2 separate regions of the Homo sapiens genome follow, and region 1 is linked to region 2. A link is a loop called in an ENCODE intact Hi-C map of the cell type or tissue named here. Cell type or tissue: pancreas. All regions are shown on one strand. Links, peaks and the distances in the headings refer to the core of each region. The heading gives the core; the rest is flanking DNA.

The links. Peaks named below come from ENCODE experiments on the same cell type or tissue, not always from the same donor. Only the 100,000 strongest peaks of a DNase experiment are listed, where the experiment ranks them.
Region 1: a loop joins it to region 2, with 4 times the contacts of the local background. A loop is called at or near these places in 1 of 110 quality-filtered maps.

The regions. Positions count from the first base shown.
Region 1 is chr11:119,739,772-119,742,670 of GRCh38, forward strand. No RefSeq gene overlaps it. Among named protein-coding and RNA genes, the nearest start is that of NECTIN1-DT, 12 kb to the left of the region's middle. In pancreas, for the core only: a CTCF peak has its summit at 1,723 (motif pointing left); DNase peaks (open chromatin) are centred at 330 and 1,733; H3K27ac peaks cover 570 bases.
Region 2 is chr11:119,795,911-119,798,809 of GRCh38, forward strand. No RefSeq gene overlaps it. Among named protein-coding and RNA genes, the nearest start is that of NECTIN1-DT, 68 kb to the left of the region's middle. RefSeq lists an enhancer at 1-352. In pancreas, for the core only: no CTCF peak of the experiment used is centred there; no DNase peak of the experiment used is centred there.

The sequences.
Region 1 (2,899 bases), core at 191-2,690, 56 kb before region 2:
TCCAACAACTTAGAAAGGTAATGAGGGCAGCTTCCTTCAAAGGGCCATGTTCAGTGGGGAGGTTGCCTGATGATGAATGGAGAAGTGGAGTGATGGCCCCTTAATCTACTTCTGATGCTGCTGCTTCACTCTGGTTTCATCATTATTTTGTGGCTTAGTTTCTCTATCTGCAAAATGGGAATAGTAACACCAAACTTATAGTGCTACTGTGAGGTGTGTAAAGTCCACGGCACAATGCCTGGTACAATGCTGGGCCCCACAGGGTCAGGCCCTGTTGCCTGCCTGGGCAGCTTCTGGAGGAATGCCTCGGCTGCCAGGGCTGGAGGGGTGGTGTGGCAAGAGATGCCTCCCCAGCCTCCTGGGTGTGCCAGCTCTGGCTGGGAGGGAGGGGCAGGGAGGGGACATCTGTTTGACACTCTTATCAGCATCCATTACCTGGTGTGTATTTTCCCAGGAGCTGATTACATTACAGCATGTGTTGATAAACATTTGGAGTCGGAGTACAGAGGAAACTGAGCAGAATGTTAAGCGGGTGGTGCTTTGGTCAGGAGATGCAGAGAAAGGGCTGGCTGTGATGAGCTGGGAGTGGTGATGAGGGCCCCAATCTGGAGGCTTCTTCACCTGCCCAGCCCCTTTCTCTTTCTGATCTCCCTCCACCCTACTGCTCTGGCCCTAGCAGGGCATCCAGACGTGGTCCTAGAGGCAGGCTGTTATAGCAGAAGAGGTATGGGACTTGGGCCTGAGGCGGTTATGGGGTCCAGTCCCAGCTCTGTCATAAACTGGCTCTTGGCACTCTGGGCCAGTCTCTTACTTCCCTGGGCCTCAATGTCCTGCTCTGTAAAGTAGGCTTAACATCCGCTCCACAGGGTGGACCGAAGATTAAAGGAGTAACCATGCACCATGCCCCGCACATAGAATTAAGCGCTTTGTCTCCAGGCTCTTTTCCTGTGGTCCCCAGTTTACCCCCGAAAAATGGTCAGTCTTGCCTTGACTGTGCCTCAGATGTTAGACTACTGCTTTTATTTCAATTTTGAACTAAGAGGAAGTGATTTATGTTCTTCATAAGGCAAACACCCCTACTTCCAACCCTAGTTAGGGCTGGAGCAGGTAACCCAGGGCGAGGGTTGACTCTTCTCCCCTTTTTCTACACCTGTGCACGTGCAAGACAGCTGTAGCTAGGGAATTATTTGTGTAGTTATCTGCCTGATGTCTTTCCCCCACTAGTCCATAAACTCCCTGAGGACAGGTCACAATTGAGTGTCTGAAGTCCAGCCCAGGGCCTGGCACTGGCGGGAATGAATGACTCTCCCCCATCTGATTGGTCTGGCGCAGAATGGTCAAGATAACCCATCTCGGGGTTCTGTGCTGTCGAATTCCACGGTTGTTTCTGAACTTAGCGCACCGGGTATACCTCTCGCTTGGCCTTTGCCATAGATGACCTTGGATTCACTTTTCCTGTGGGGTATCTCTCTAGTCTCTCTGAGGTTTGGGCATTTAGACCTTCAAGAGAAGGATGTGCACCTGTCCCTCTGTCCGACTGTCCAATTTAGTGGGCATGGACAAATGCACGAATGAATGAGACTGCGGGAATGCTGCCCCCACCTCCTCTCCGCCTCCCCACCTCGCCTCCAGGTACCCTGGGCGCCTGGGACCCTGCGGGGCCTCCTGGAGGCGGGACGGGCACGGCGCCACCTAGCGGTCGTGGGCCGCGGAGAGAGCGTCCCTGTCCTTCCCCGTGTGGGACCTGCAACCGCCCCATAGCGCAGAGTCCGGGAGGCTCCAGCCACCGCCTCTGTCGGCCCCATTCTCTAGGTCCACAGAGGGTAGAGACACTCGGGGGAACGTACTTTTACTGGGGTACGGGGAGCCCTGCCCCACGGCTGTCAGCTCGGGTCGGGCGCGCCGGGTGCCCAGGAGGCAGCCTCCCACCCTCCCCCGCACACGTCGTTCCAGTCCCTCCGCCACAAAGAGACCATTGATTGGGAAGAGCGGCCGGGTTGTGGTAGGAAGGCTGGTGGGGACACGCACGCACACACACGCGCGCACACAGAGGCATACACACACACAGAGGCACACACGCACACACAGAGGCACACGCACACACAGGCACACACACACAGAGGCACACACAGGCACACACACACAGAGGCACACACACACACAGAGGCACACACAGGCATACACACACAGAGGCATACAGGCACACACACCCAGAGGCACACACATGCGCACACACAGAGGTGCACACACCCAGAAGCACAAGCACACATATACAGAGGCACACACACACAGAGGCACACACACGCACAGAGGCACACACAGAGGCGCACACACACACACAGAGGCACACACAGGCACACGCGCACACACACACAGAGGCACACACACATGCACACGCGCACACACACACAGAGGCACACACAGGCACACGCGCACACACAGGTACACACAGAGGTACACGCACACATATACAGAGGCACGCGCACACGCACATGCACACACAGAGGCACACACAGGTACACCCCGCCTCCTGCCGCGCCTGACACTCCGCAGGGCCCGGGGGTGGGTGGGCAGGGGTGCGAGGGGGCGTGGGGCTGGGCGCGCCGGCCTGGGGGGAAAGCCCCGCCTCCCGGATGTCGTCTCTTCGCCCCCTACTAGCTCTTGTCTCCTCCCCAACCCCTCGCCCCACCCCCTGCCTAATTTTTGCCAGTGGATCATCGGCCTTTGGATGAATCCGCAGCAAATGGCTCATTCGGGGCGGGCCCGCCTCCCCATCCCCCCAGTGTGCGGTCTCCTCTCCCCAGCAAAGATGTTCGGTGGCACTTACGGCCCCTTTTTAACACCAGGCGAAGCCAATATTGTTAGGAAGGAAGAACTGCTGTGGCAGCTGCTGCAAAGA
Region 2 (2,899 bases), core at 219-2,718:
CTGAATGTAGAATCCCTTCCTCCCCTCATGAGCTCTGAGGCTCAGAGAGGCTGCCTGCCCATCTATTTCTTCCCAGCTTCTGCTCTGGGGCCTTCCTTGGGATGTCATAATGATCCATATTCTGTAACACATCAACGCTGGAAGTCTAGCTGCCCTTGGCCAGCGCAGATGCTGGGGAGTGGAGGCAGGGGAGAGAGGGAAGCATTGGGACCCCCCAATGGTCCCAATTCATACAGGCCTCTGGGCCCCATCAGATGAGCAGGTGATGGTACCAGGGCAGTGAGGCACCAAGGCATCTCTGGAATAGTGAGTACCCCCATGGTACTGGGGATCACAGTGGTAATTGGGGAGCAGCACCTTGAGTTGGGCAGTTTCCAGGGACCTCAGACAAACCTCTGTAGGCTCAGCACCTTCTTCTCTATGGTGGTCAGGCTGGAACGGAGACTCGGTGGAAGGTTCATCTATACCTGCCATTGGCCACTTTCCTATGATGGGGCAGGGCTCCTGGGCCTGACAGGGCAGGAGGACTTCCGGCCCCACACCCCATCCTTGCTCTAATGCTGGCATCCAGTCTCTGACTGTGGATCTGGCTGGGTTGTGGGGTGGGGCTGGAAGGGCTCCAAGATGAGCCAGGCGTGCTGACCCCCTTGGAGGAAGGCGCTGCAGAGGCCAGCAGGGGCACGCAGCACACCAGCTGGGAAGGAGACAGGAGCCCAGAGGGGCAGGGGCCCTGTCACGTCCATTTACACTCCATGTGCTGGAACTCGGCCCTCTAGGGAAGAGGAATGTGATGCCAGAGAGGCTGGGGGACATCTGTCTCCCCAGTTCAGGCCAAGACACACTCACTCATTGCTTGAAGCCCCATGGCCCTGTTCCTCCTGGGTCTCTAGACCCAATGGTTCCCTGTGTCCTCTCCCTCTGCCTGGCTGCTTGGCCATAGAGGCCATCTGCAAGCTTCCTGTTGGGCTCGGCCTGGGCAGTGCTGTATTTGTGTCTCTCCTGCCTGTCTCTGAACCAGCCTGCCTTCCCCCACCTCTGTCGCTGCCTTTCCCTCTGTTTCTCAGCCTTCATCCCTGCCTCTCTGTCCCTGCCCTCATCCTCCCCTCTCTTCTCTCTTCCCCTCCCCTTTCCTTTCTCCCTCCTTTTCTAATCTTGTCTCTCTCTGAACCTGAAGTGCTTTGGCATTAAATCCCATTCCCCATCCTCTCTTTAGATCCTCCCTGTGCCTCGGAAGGGTGGTAAATAAAGCGAGAGAGAGGCCGGGGAGCCAAGAGCCTTAAATGCTCCTCTCTGCACTGCCTGCAGCCCTTGTCTCCTGATGGGGACGTCACAGCCCCAGAGAAAAAGGGGGCTCCTGGGCCTCATGCCATCGTGTGCACAGGCACACACATGCACACACACGCCATGCTTTTGTGAGGAGGGGGAGGAGGCCTTCAAGTGGGAAAGAAAAGAAATCAAAGCACTCCCGGTGCTTCGTTTACATCAGGCTCTAAGTAGGTGGAGGGGAAGCAGAGGAGGGAGGAGCTGGGGGCAATAGGTCACACACGTGGCAGGAGGACTCAGCAGGGCAGGCACCTCGAGAGATCAGCCCCCAAGCTCCTGATCCTGAGGCTGTCAGCCTGAGATGGAGGGGTTGGGACCAGCCAGGCTGACCTGAGCACTGCCCGCGCCAGCCCCCAGACCCCTTAGCTGAGAGCTCAGAACCCTTCAGAACAGGCCCTGCCTTCCTCATCACTCCTGCCGTCCCCAGCCTGTATGCATGCCCCGTCTATGCGCCTGTCTTTTTATTGCACCTCACTGACATAGGATGCAGAGTTTCTAAAAACCCAAAATACACAAATAAACCTCCCCCGACCAAACACACACAGCTTGGGAGTCGGACAGCCAGGTTGGACCTGGGATGGGCTGCCATAAGCATACCTGGGCAGCCCGGTGGACAGCTCCACTCCCCTCTTTGTTTCTGGCCACCCAGCCATCTTCCCTTTGGGAAGTCAGCTCTCTGGCTGTCCCTTTTCCCATCCTGTCCTAGCCTTTTCTCAGCTGTGTTGGCCCTACTTTCCTGTTCCAGGGAGCAGGGGAGGTGCTTGACCCAGCCTGGCCAATGAGAGCTTTCATCGCCTGGACATGCAGATTGGTCCAGAGTCAGGGAAGTCAGCTTTAGAACATTTGCTGGGAATTTGGGGAAGGGGCTCTCTTTCCCCTGGCATTGCTAAACTGGTGGAAATATACCTGAAGCTGCTTTTTCACCACTCAGGAATACTCTTCCTGAGAATAAAGCCAGCACAGGACAGCAGGGCGAAGCAATAGAGAAAACAGATACTCAGTAACCTTGATCGAATGAATGCCTGGATACAACCATGTCTGAAACAATAAAACCATATTGTTTTCCTGGACTGCTCACTTATGAGAGCCAATTACTTTTTTCTTCTTGCTGAAGCCAGTTTGACTTGGGTTTCTGTCTCTTGCAAAGTAAGGGGTTAACTAATATAGAGAGGCAACTAAATTTCTTTGAACTTGAGTTTTCTCATCTGTAAAATTATCTCCCTTATGAATTCTAAAAGGACCGACTGAAGGCACTGAAGGATGCCTCGCAGGCCTGCTGTAAGGAGCACAGATTACTTTTGTGCAAAGCCTTTGGCCATTTCTATCTCACATGATCCTTTCACGAACTCTGGTAAGGTCTTAGGACTGTGATCATGCTGTCCCACTTTCAGAGGAAGAACCTCGGGGTCAGGATTGTTATAGGTGCCAGGGAACTTCTGTTAACCCCCAGATCCATGGCCATCCTCTGTCCCTGGTCTCTGCCCCAGGGAGCTGATCTGCTAGGACTGAGTCCACCAGACCCTGTGTCTCTGGATTCCCACTGGGTTCTGCCAATGGGAAGCCCCAGCAGGGGATC